2 separate regions of the Homo sapiens genome follow, and region 2 is linked to region 1. A link is a contact called in ENCODE Hi-C data. All regions are on one chromosome and are shown on one strand. The core of a region is the stretch at or near the end of the contact, and the rest is flanking DNA. Distances in the headings are between cores, read along the strand shown.

Region 1 (6,215 bases), core at 3,520-6,019:
GACACCATGCCAAATGCTTCCAAAGCATCATGTCATGAAGTCCTCATACCTGTCCTGTATGAACAGATGCTGTTATTCTTCCCATTTACAAGATAAGGCAACTAGTAAATTCATTGAGCTTGTCTCTTGACAGCTTATGTAATTTTCTGTATATGTATTATACTTGAGTAAGATTTATGTTGAAAAAAATAATGAGATGAGGCCCAGAGAAGTTTAGTAACTTGTCTAAAATCACCCAACTAGTATTAGCAGAGGCAGGATTCAGCCACCACCTTTGTCTCACCTTGGAGCTCACACAGCCCCTACTCTGTACAGCTATCCTTTACATTTAAGTATAATTAAAATCATACTGCATGGCAAGCGGTTACTACAAATAACTGCTTTATATTCACTTACACAGCTAATCCAGCTAATCCTTCATTTTGTCATGTCTTCGCTATCTAGAAATGCCCTTGGTTTGTTTTTTTTTTTTTTTAGTCTTTCAACAATTTACTTCTTTTTTTCCTTCCAGCCATTTACAAGTTTATTGTTGAATGAATGAATTCATTAATTAATCATGTCATAACATTTACATTTACACTAATATACATTTTTTTTTTTTTTTGAGAGATGGAGTTTCACTCTCGTTGCCTAGGCTGGAATGCAGTGGTGTGATCTTGGTTCACTGCAACCTCCACCTCCCAGGTTCAAGCTATTCTCCTGCCACAGCCTCCCAAGTAGCTGGGATTACAGGCACGCACCACCACGCCTGGCTAATTTTTTTGAGACAGAGTCTCTGTCGCCCAGGCTGGAGTGCAGTGGTGCGATCTCAGCTCACTGCAAGCTCTGCCTCCCAGGTTCGCGCCATTCTCCTGCCTCAGCCTCCCGAGTAGCTGGGATTACAGGCATGCACCACCATGCCTGGCTAATTTTTTTGAGACGGAGTCTCACTCTGTCTCCCAGGCTGGAGTACAGTAGCACGATCTCGGCTCACTGCAATCTCCGCCTCCCGGGTTCGCGCCATTCTCCTGCCTCAGCCTCCTGAGTAGCTGGGACTACAGGCACCCGCCACCGCCCCCGGCTAATTTTTTGTATTTTTAGCAGAGGCAGGGTTTCACCGTGTTAGCCAGGATGGTCTCAATCTCCTGACCTCGTGATCCGCCCGCCTTGGCCTCCCAAAGTGCTGGGATTACAGGCATGAGCCACTGCGCCTGGCCACACCTGGCTAATTTTTTGTATTTTTGGTAGAGATGGGGTTTCACCATGTTGGCCAGGCTGGTCTCGAACTCCTGACCTCAGGTGATCCACCTGTCTTGGCCTCCCAAAGTGCTGGGATTACAGGCATGAGCCACTGCACCCAGCCTCCTTTTTTTGGGGGGGAGGGGGGACGGAATCTCATTCTGTCGTCACGCTGGAGTGCGGTGGCGCGATCTTGGCTCACTGCAACCTCTGCCTCCTGGTTTCAAGTGATTCTCCTGCCTCAGCCTCCCGAGTAACTGGAATTACAGGCACCTGCCACCACGCCCAGCTAATTTTTTGTATTTTTAGTAGAGACGGGATTTCACCTGTTGGCCAGGCTGGTCTCGAACTCCTGACCTCGTGATTTGCCCGCCTCAGCTCCCGAAAGTGCTGGGATTACTGGTGTGAGCCACCGTGCCTGGTCCCAGCCTACATTTTCAAGATAATATCCTAGATTTGTTCATTTCTTTAATTTGTCTATAAACAATTATTGAATGTCTGCTACATGCTAGGGACCAGGACTATAAAGTTGACTAAGGTGGTCTCTTCTTTCAAGGGGCTCGGAGTCTAATAGGAACAGTTAGGCTTGTTTTAAAAAAGACTAAGTCAATAAAGTGTTATGGGTTCTAAGATAAGATCCCTTCACATAGAGAGGAGGCATCAAGGAAGAAATGGCTAGGATGAATGAGAAAGACCTCATAGAAGAGGTGACTCTGAGTTTTCAAATATAAATTAGTGTTGGCCAAGAGCCAGGGAGGTGGCAGGGCCAACAAGGCTCACTCCATTAGTCTGCTCAAGCTGCCATAACAAAATACCAGGCGGGGTTGCTTAGCCAACAGAAGTTTATTCTCTCAGAATTCTGGAGATTAGAAATCCAAGATCAGGGTGCCAGCAGGGTCGGTTTCTGCTGAGGCTTCTGTCCTTGGGTTGCAGATGGCTGCCTTCTTGCTCTGTGCTCACGTGGCCTTTCCTCTGTGCATGCTCAGAGTATGCAAGTTCAGAGAAGGAAAGAGCCCTCTGGTGTCTCTTCCTCTTCTTATAATGACATCAGTCCTATTGGACTAGTACCCCACTCTTATGACCTCATTTTCATTTTCATTACATTTTCAAAGTTCCTGTCTCCAAATACAGTTACATTGAGGATTTGGGCTTCAACATATGAATGTTGGGGTGATACGATTCAGTCCATAATGCTTACCAACACTAGAGTTTCCCTGGCCCCTAGTTCTTCCTTATGTTTCATCAATGAAGTACCCTCCTCTGCACACACCTTCTTAAGAATCCTTTCCCATGCATTCTTCCCATCCCTGGAAGTCTCTAAGGAGCGATTCCTGATTCCTGTCTGCTCCTTGTTGTCTGCTCTAAAGAGTGTAAGACTGCCAAAGCTCCTGTTTATGAAACGCCTGGCTTCAGATGTTCCACCCTCACTCAGAGCTGATCCTGATGGAGAAGCAACAGTTGCCTTCCATGCAGGAATCTTCTCTTTCAGTGATTCTGTTGTATTTCCAGCTTTCCTGAGCCATTGAGGCCCACCATAGGGTTTTGCACATAGTAAGGGCTCAGAAAATACGAGTTCTCTTCCTCTTTCACTTTATCACCATTAGGCCTTCCAGCCAGACTTCATATCTTTCCTTTCCTTCCTATCTTGTGTTACGCCATCTCTCTCACTAAGAGTTCTTTGCTGACCCTGGGGCCAAATTAGCAAGATGTGACCAACAGCACTGCAATAGACATCAGAAGACCCAAACCCTAGGCCACCTCTAGGCTAGCCGTGGAATCTTCATCATTTGCTTCATCTATAAGATGGAGAAAATAAGACTTGGGCCAGGGGCAGTGGCTCACGCCTGTAATCCCAGCACTTTGGGAGGCCGAGACGGGCAGATCACTAGGTCAGGAAATCGAGACCATCCTGGCTAACACGGTGAAACCCCGTCTCTACTAAAAATACAAAAAAAAAATTAGCCAGGCGTGGTGGCGGGTGCCTGTAGTCCCAGGTACTTGGGAGGCTGAGACAGCAGAATGGCGTGAACCCGGGAGGCGGAGCTTGCAGTGAGCCAAGATCGTGCCGCTGCACTCCAGCCTGGGCGACAGACAGAGACTCCATCTCAAAAAAAAAAAAAAGTACTATAAATGGTGACCACATAAAAAGTTAAACATGACATCTGGGGTTACTGCAAAGCTTAAAATGGATAACATATATGTCACGGTTCTTTGCAAAGTACAAAGTGTCGTATTCACTTCAAAATTAATGACAGTATTCTATTTTTATGGTAACATTTTCTGGGTAGACCGCCGGACCTTCTTACACCTCCTATCTCACTGTCATCACTTATCCAAGGACCTTAATCAGGTCTTTGAGAATTCTTCATAGCTACCTCATGCCCAAGTTATAATGTTCTCATTAAAAAAAAAAAAAGTCTCTAAAATTCCACATCTTCTGTGAGGTCCTCATAAGCTGATTACAGGTAGGGGATGACTTCCCCAGGAAGCCGTGTAAGGCAGTGGCTGCAGACACTGTTTTGAGGGGTCTACAATCTGACTTTCTGGATTGGAATCCAGCTCCATTGGTTACCAGCTGTGAGACCTCGAGCATCCCTTAGATACTCCTAGAATACTGCCTAGAAACTAGAAGTATTCATGGGATCTACCCAACATTGGGAGATTTGTGAGGGTGAAATGAATTATAGCATGTGTATTCTTCAGAACAATGCTTGGCACTTTGTAAATGCTCTCACTATTCATTATTATTTTTCTTTATCTACCTAGGAGACATGGAGGTCCCTGGCTGCTGTGTCCCAGTGGTTATTTAGTGATTGTACCCAATTCAATAATATTGGTGAAATGAATTTAAATTTGCTTAACCAACCAGTATCCATGATGATACCGGATATTCATGTTTTGTTCTATTTTCTGTCAGGTTACTTTAATCTGTCTTGAAAATAATCTTCCTAGAGTTGCTTGCTGGTTGGGTGTAAGGCCTTGTGTTTGGAGAGAAGATGGGGGGCATGAGAGCTGAATAGCTAGTGGCATCTGAGGACTTGGGGCATGGGAACTGCAGAGCACATTCTTAGAAACAGCCAGAGAGCATTCAGCGAGGGGAAGACTTGTTGGCTCAAGAGGAAATTCTGCTGCTTCCAAACCAGCTTGGTGAAGCAAGATGATTCTGCAAGCCCTAGTAAGCCAGGGCCAGGACTGTGAGCTGTGCTGCTGAAGGGGTTCAATGCCAAAGTAAAGAAAGGGGATTCTTTTTAGTTGGAGGTGAGAGGAGGAAACTCCTTCCTGTAGGCCTCAGAATAAAGCATGCTCGAGATTAGCCATTAGCAGGTAGCTGGAGAAATATGAGTGCCTCCTCTTTATTTTGTCTGCTGTAAAGTTATCTTTCTGAAGTCTGTGTTGTGTTATGAAAGAGACAAGTTTAATAAACAGATTCTATTTTTGTTCAAGCTGTGGCTTAGAAAAGCACCATAAATCTCTGAACTGGGAACCCACTGGGCTCTGTATGCCTGTCACTCTCCCTTCCACCACACGGTGGTGACACACCTAAGCTGCAGGTCTCCCACGCCAGTGAATGCTGAAGCCCCACGGACAGGCCCCACGGTGGAGACCGTGACACTGACTTCCAGGATGCCTTTGCTCTACCCTTATATCGTTCATATGTTTAGTACCCATTTATTTGTCTGAGGTTCTTCTTTGTGTAAAGGAATTGCCCTGTGGGCAGGGACTCCGTCCATCCACCTCTGGGCCAGTCCTGTACCTCCTGGATTCCCAGTGCCTCTGCCCCAGCTCCAGCAGCTTCTTCCTTAGCTCTAGTCCTGGTCTGGTTAGCTGGCAGCACCCCATCCAACACTCAGGAACACATCAACACAGGAGAAAATCCCACTTCTCCTTAGTTCAACTAAGGCAAGGCGGGAGGATTTGAAAGAGAACTTTTCCTTGGAAACAACACCAAAATATACACAAAAGCATAAATAAATGAATACGTTCACAGAGTTTAGCCTGCAGAACCAGACTTAAGATAAAACAGCAAGCAATAAAGACTGGCTAGCGGAGCCTTTGGACTGTTCAAAGCCCAGTTTCTTCCCCAACCTCAATCTCTAGGAATCTTGTAGGGCAGTTTAGCAAAGATAGCTCAAATCCTATCCCAAGATAGATTTTATTTATAATTTGTGACCTATGTATTCCAAAGAGGACATGGGTAGTTTACAATAAAAGATGTATGTATATATAAAATCTCAAAGCTGTTAAAGAATAGAAAATGTTTACATGTAGAAGAGAACGTAAATAAAATATGTCCAATTCCTAAACTAATACCATATTTGAGCATTAAATTTAGCACTGAGGATAGAATCTTGGAAAACCAACACAGAAAGGGAAATATGATGTGTACCACAATGGAAGTATTTAATAGGAAAGGAAAGAAACATACTTTTTTTTTTTTTTTTTTTGAGACCGAGTCTCACTCCCATCGCCCATGCTGGAGTGCAGTGGCGTGATCATGGCTCACTGCAGCTTCAAATTCCCAGGCTTAGGTGATCCTCCCTCCCTCCTGAGTAGCTGGGACTACAGGTACCCACCACCACACCCAGCTAATGTTTTGTGTTTTTAGTGGACACGAGGTTTCACCATGTTGCCCAGGTTAGTCGTGAACTCCTCGGCTCGGGTGACTTTTCGGCTTCGGCCTCCCAAAGTGCTGGGAGGTGTGAGCCACTGCGCCCAGCCAAAACATACTTTTTAAGAAAGGCAAGCTTTTTCCTGATACTGAATATTTAATCTCAGTAATTGAAGCATATAATTCTACAGTGATTTTATACAACACACACAAACTCTATTTGGTTGACAGTAATATTTGTTCGGGTTGATTCTACTTCTGGATCCTCATTTCTTCCTAGAACTTGTTCCATGTTCACCATGGCTATGCAACATTCCCTTTTTGAAGCTGACCTTAGGTAGTGCGGAAACCCCCAAAGGGTTGTCTTTTTCAGCAGAGGACATTAGAC
Region 2 (6,252 bases), core at 1,810-4,309, 140 kb before region 1:
CCCTTTTCTAAAAGGTCTAAATAACCCACCTCTTCATTTGCATGCAACTAAAAGTAGATATAAATACAGCTAGCCAACAGCCCATATGCTGCTGCTCTGGACACACTGCCTATGAGTTAGCCCTGCTCTACAAGGAACAGTACCTCTGCTGCACACTGCCGCTCACCTCTGGCTCACCCTTGAATTCTTTCCTGGGTGAAGCCAAGAACCCTCCCAGGCTAAGCCTGCCTGCCCTATATCAGTTAGACATCTGCAGCCAGTCACTGAATTCAGTTGATTTCACCTCTGAAACTGTCTCTCACATTTTTCTTCCCACCTCTGCTGCCTTAATTTGCTTTGATCCCAGACCCTGTCTTCTCTGCCTTGGAACTATGGCTATACCTAGCTGGGTTTCCTGCCACAAGTCCTTTAGTGTTCCACTCTGTCTTCCCCTCTGCTAACGCAATTAGTTTCTTAAAAACAAATCTGATTGTGTTGTTTTCATGCTAAAATCCTCTAGTGGCTTCTTGTCACATTGAGGATGAAATAGCAACTTTAAGATCCTGACATACTGGCTGGGCGCAGTGGCTCACGCCTGTAATCCCAGCACTTTGGGAGGCTGAGGCCGGCGGATCACGAGGTCCAGAGATCGAGACCCTCCTGGCTAATATGGTGAAACCCTGTCTGTACTAAAAATACAAAAAATTAGCCGGGCATGGTAGCACCTGTCTGTAATCCCAGCTACTCAGGAGGCTGAGGCAGGAGAATTGCTTGAACCTGGGAGGCGGAGGTTGCAGTGAGCCGAGATTGCGCCAGTGCACTCCAGCCTAGGCGATAGAGTGAGCCTCCGTCTCAAAAAAAAAAGATCCTGACATACTAAAGCCCGTTTTACCCCCTAGGCAGCATCATCTCTTCTGTAGCTGCACTGACTACAGCAATCCATCTCACCACTCCTTACCTTCTTCTGTGCTGTTCTCCTTGCTTATGATGCTCAAGAAGAGCATCTTTCTTACCTAAAAGACACACACAACCGTAGTTCAAATATCATCTTCCCCATTAAACTCTTCCTCACTTTCCTAGGAAGAGTTGGCCCATTTCTCTGGGTCCTCACAATACTCTGTGGAGCAGCTAGAGTTTTCACTCTTTTGGATTCCCACCCTCCCTTCCCCCGTTTTAATATCTGTGACCCCCTGAAGTACTCTGTGTATTCCTTAAGAGAAGGGGCCACATTTTTTCCCATTCTTTTTTCCCCCACATACAAAAAATGGTAATATTTAATGCCTACAACATGATGAGTTTGGAGATAGGTGTACATCCATGAAACCATCATCACAATCTATGGAGGAGGAACTTCTTATCTCCAGTAGGGCCAATAGGTAGTTTTTGACTGAATGAAAGAATGAATGGATGCTTTTCATGAGTGATATTGTGGGCCGAAGAGATTGAGAAAAGCTTATAGTGATGAAGGATCTTTGATTTCATCCCAAACCACTAATTGAGCATCTGTGCAATGCAAGTGCTCACGACAAAGCTATGAAGTGGAAATTACTATTTCCGTTTTGCTGATTTTGAAACTAAAGACTTGGGTTATTTGGTTAAGACCGTCTAGCTCATCATAAGTGAAGGAGACGTGATTTGAACCCACACTGGCCTGGGGTCCAGGCGTATGCCTTGTCTTCCACATCAAAACGCTAGTGTCAAAGAATAAATCTTAGGAGTGCATTATGACGATGGTGATTTTGAGATTATAAAGCATTTGGGAGCTCACAAAGGAAGCCTGTGGTTTTGTAGAGGACTAGAACTATTTTCACAACTGGTTTCCCTGACTGCATCCATATCTGTGTGGCCTTAATATTGTTTGACTCACAAAGGAAACTTGTTGATCCAGAGTGAACCAGTTCAACTTTCTTCTCCTCAATCTCAAGAGTATTCCATGGAGGAAAATGTTCTAAACTGCACCTGAGCTATAAACAATTTACTCTGAAGGTAACAGTGTTAGTATTCCAGTACGTAAACCTTTAGCTAATAACAATCAAAGTAGCCTAATTTGGAAAGTACACAGAAGGTTAGAGGGAAAGCTTGTAAATGTTTTCAAAGACTCTGTATTTAATTCTATCACCAGCTAGCAAAATAAATAGGCCAGCTGCTAGCTCTGAAACAGACACGTGGTGGAAATGAAATGTTAATAGTTGAAATGCCTTGCTCATTCGAAACCAAAAGGAACATGAAGTACACTTTCTAGTTTATGAGAGACAAGGTGAAAGTTCCCAAAACACATTTGTGGTGACTGCATTTAAAATTGCTTCCTCATCTTTTATTTTAGTGGCTAATACTTTAGTGTGGCCTATGTGTGACTAGAGGGCATTTTTTTTTTCTTCCGATTTAGATGGAAGGTTTGGAAATAAATGGAGAGTGGAAATCGGGAGATGTTAAATTCTACTTTTCCATGTGTCTAAGTTGTTTGCTCTAGTTTGTAAGCTGCAGGCCAGACTTTTCTGAGGAATGGGAGGTTACTTTCAATAATGTGCTAAGATTGACCTGAGATATTTAGCCAGCACATCTGCTTGCAAGCTCTGGCCGTATGTGAGGAGCTTATACTGGAATTAATTAACTCTGTTTGGTATTCTGAAATGTTTGCTCCACATCTTGTTTTACCATCACAAAACTTACAAAATCAATTGGAACTTTTTTATTTTTACTTAAGAACTTAAAAAAAAAAGCCAGGTGAAAAAGAGAATCTGAAAAGCAGTTGTTTTCCTGCTTGAAGCAAACTTTCAAGAACGAGCATTAGAATCAGAATTTATTTTTTCAAATACTTCTTTTTAACTTAAAATGATGGTGAAGTGTAACTCTTTCATCCATTACATTAATGCCATTTTTGAAATGTTTGATTTTATTAGAAAACAAGGAGATTGAAGTGAGAGGGGTATCCTGTATGCTGAGATAGTCACAGCATTACAAAATGTTTTATGAACCAAAATGTTGTCCTAGGAACACTCTGACTTCAGAAAGGAAAAGGAAGGGAGGTTTCTGGGAAAGCTCTGCAAGCATAGCCTTGACCTGTATTTGGAGACAGTACAGCACTCGTGGTCTTAACACCATGATGTTAATGTCAGAACGTTTGGCACTATGTTGTTGCTAACCTGCTGTTCTTAAACAAGTGAGCCTTACCTTGTTACTTTTCTCAGTTAGTAAAATTGGGAAGAGGACTACCTTCTAGAATTCAGCCACAGCACCAGTGTCATGACTGTGTTCTCTCTTCCTTTAAACCTGCTGCCCTTGGCCAGCCGCGGTGGCTCACGCCTGTAATCCCAGCACTTTCAGAGGCCGAGGCAGGTGGATCACAAGGTCAAGAGATCGAGACCATCCTGGCCAACATGGTGAAACCCCATCTCTACTAAAAAACAAAAAAACAAAAAAAACAAAACAACAACAACAACAACAACAAAAACCCTGCTACCCAATGAGATGCTCAGCAACTCATAATTTATTAAAAAATGAGCCAAAGGCCAGGCGCAGTGGCTCACACCTGTAATCCCAGCACTTTGGGAGGCCGAGGCAGGTGGATCACGAGGTCAGGAGATCGAGACCATCCTGGCCAACATGGTGATACCCCATCTCTACTAAAAAAAAAAACAGAAAAATAAAACAACAACAACAAAAATGCTACTACCCAATGAGATGCTCAGCAACTCATGGTTTATTAAAAAACAAGCCAAAGGCTGGGCGCAGTGGCTTACACCTGTAATCCCAGCACTTTGGGAGACCAAGGCAGGTGGATCACGAGGTCAGGAGATGGAGACCATCCTGGCCAACATGGTGAAACCCCATCTCTACTAAAAAAAAACCAAAACAACAACAACAAAAAAACCCCTGCTACCCAATGAGATGCTCAGCAACTCATGATTTATTAAAAAACAAGCCAAAGGCCGGGGGCAGTGGCTCACGCCTGTAATCCCAGCACTTTGGGAGGCCGAGGCGGGTGGATCACGAGGTCAGGAGATTGAGACCATCCTGGCTAACATGGTGAAATCCCGTCTCTACTAAAAATACAAAAAATTAGCCAGGCATGGTGGCGGTCGCCTGTAGTCCCAGCTACTTGGGAGGTTGAGGCAGGAGAATCACTTGAGCCTGGGAGGCAGAGGTTGCAGTGAGCCAAGATCACGCCACTGCACTCCATCCTGGGCAACAGAGCGAGACTCTGTCTCAAAAAAAAAAAAAAAAAAGCCAAAACCACTGAGCCCAACTGTCCGTCAACAGATGAATGTGTAAACAAGTTGTAGTATGTACTTAAAATGGTCTATTATTCAGCCATAAAAAGAATGAAGTTTTGATATATGCGATTACATATATGAACCTGGAAGACATTCAGTGAAATAAGCCAGATACAAAAAGACAAATATTGTATGATTTCACTTATATGGAATATCTAGGATAGGCAAATTCACAGAGAAAGAAAGTAGATTAGAGGTTACCGAGGCTAGGGGCAGGGGGAAATGGGGAATTATTACATAATGGTTAGAGTTGCTGTTTGAGATAATTTTAAAGTTTTGGAAATAGATAAGTGGTGGTGGTTATACCACACTGTTAGTGTAATTAATGCCACAGAATTATATACTTTAAAATGGCAAATTGTTTTATATATAATATATATTTTATTTATATATAAATTATATATAATTTATATTTTATTTATATATAAATTATATATATTTTATATTTTATATATAAATTATATATATTTTATATTTATATTTATTTATATATAAAATATATATATTATATAGAATATATATATTATATAGAATATATATATTATATAGAATATATATATTCTATAGAATATATTATATATAATATATAATATATAATATATATATTATATATAATATATTCTATATAATATATAATATATATATTATATATAATATATTCTATATAATATATATTATATATATTATATATAATATATAATATATTATATATAATATATTCTATATAATATATAATATATATAATATATATTATATATTATATATAATATATATAATATATAATATATAAAATATATATGTTATATATAATATATAAAATATATATGTTATATATAATATATAAAATATAATATATATAATATATAATATAATATAAAATATATAATATATATTTTTTTGAGATGGAGTCTTGCACTGTCGCCCAGGCTGGAGTGCAGTGACGCGATCTCAGCTCACTGCAAGCTCCGCCTCCTGGGTTCACGCCATTCTCCTGCCTCAGCCTCCCGAGTAGCTGGGACTACAGGTGCCCGCCACCACGCCCGGCTAATTTTTTGTACCTTTAGTAGAGATGGGGTTTCACCGTGTTAGCCAGGATGGTCTTGATCTCCTGACCTCATGATCCGCCTGCCTAGGCCTCCCAAAGTGCTGGGATTACAGGTGTGTGAGCCACCGTGCCTGGCCTATTTACATATATTTATATATTTATAATATATAAATATATGTTATATATAAATATTTATTATATATTATATATAAATATATGTATATAAAATATATAATAAAAATATATAAATAATGTATTTATATATTTTATATATAATATATAAAACAAAATGTGCCATTTTGCCATTTTAGATATATATATCTCAAAACAATTTTAAAAAATTAATAGTATAACATTCCAAAAACTATGTAATTATACAGTTTAAATGGGTAAATTTGTGGCAGGTGAATTATGTCTCAATAAAACTGTTTTAAAAACCCCACTGAGTATATAGTAAGGGATTGGGATGTTCTGGTTAACTGAATCTTCTGGGTAATTAAGGATTAATATGTTTGCACTGAAACTGACCAAGTCAAAGGTACCCTTTCATGAAATATGGGGCTATGAACTTGAAAAACATGTTTTGTGCCTCATTGGTTGCATTTTCTTTCAATTATGTGTCTCTAGAAATATGACACTTTGCTATCAACAGAGCCTCTGAATAGACCGGTGTTGTCCACTATAGTAGCCACAGGCCACTTGTAGCTATTGAGCTCTTATAATGTGGCTAGTCTGAATTAAGATGTACTGTAAGTACAAGGTAACACTGAACTTGGAAGATATGGTGCCAGAAAAAAAGATTCAAAATATCTTGCCAATAATTTCTATATTGATTACATACTGAAATGGTAATATTTGGCTATATTGGGTTAAATAAAATATGCCATTGTTCCTTTTTACTTTTTCATAATTACAGACATGGTTCACATTACATTTCTATCAGACAGGGCTTGT

What was found. Hi-C counts contacts between places; a loop is a spot of excess contacts on that map. Pooled maps may share reads with other maps.
Region 2: a loop to region 1 is called in a map with no recorded cell type, with 13 times the contacts of the local background. The contact joins two enhancer-like sites. A Hi-C loop is called at or near these places in 22 of 37 single-sample maps with no recorded cell type and 6 of 50 pooled maps.

The regions. Positions count from the first base shown.
Region 1 is chr17:9,290,890-9,297,104 of GRCh38, reverse strand. The region is part of intron 7 of STX8 (syntaxin 8); the gene reads left to right. Among named protein-coding and RNA genes, the nearest start is that of NTN1, 270 kb to the right of the region's middle. Within about 2 kb of position 4,769, at least 10 of the 41 ENCODE cell types and tissues checked have a DNase peak (open chromatin) inside an H3K27ac peak, as active enhancers do.
Region 2 is chr17:9,428,603-9,434,854 of GRCh38, reverse strand. All of the region lies in intron 6 of STX8 (syntaxin 8), which reads left to right. Among named protein-coding and RNA genes, the nearest start is that of STX8, 140 kb to the left of the region's middle. Within about 2 kb of position 3,059, at least 3 of the 41 ENCODE cell types and tissues checked have a DNase peak (open chromatin) inside an H3K27ac peak, as active enhancers do.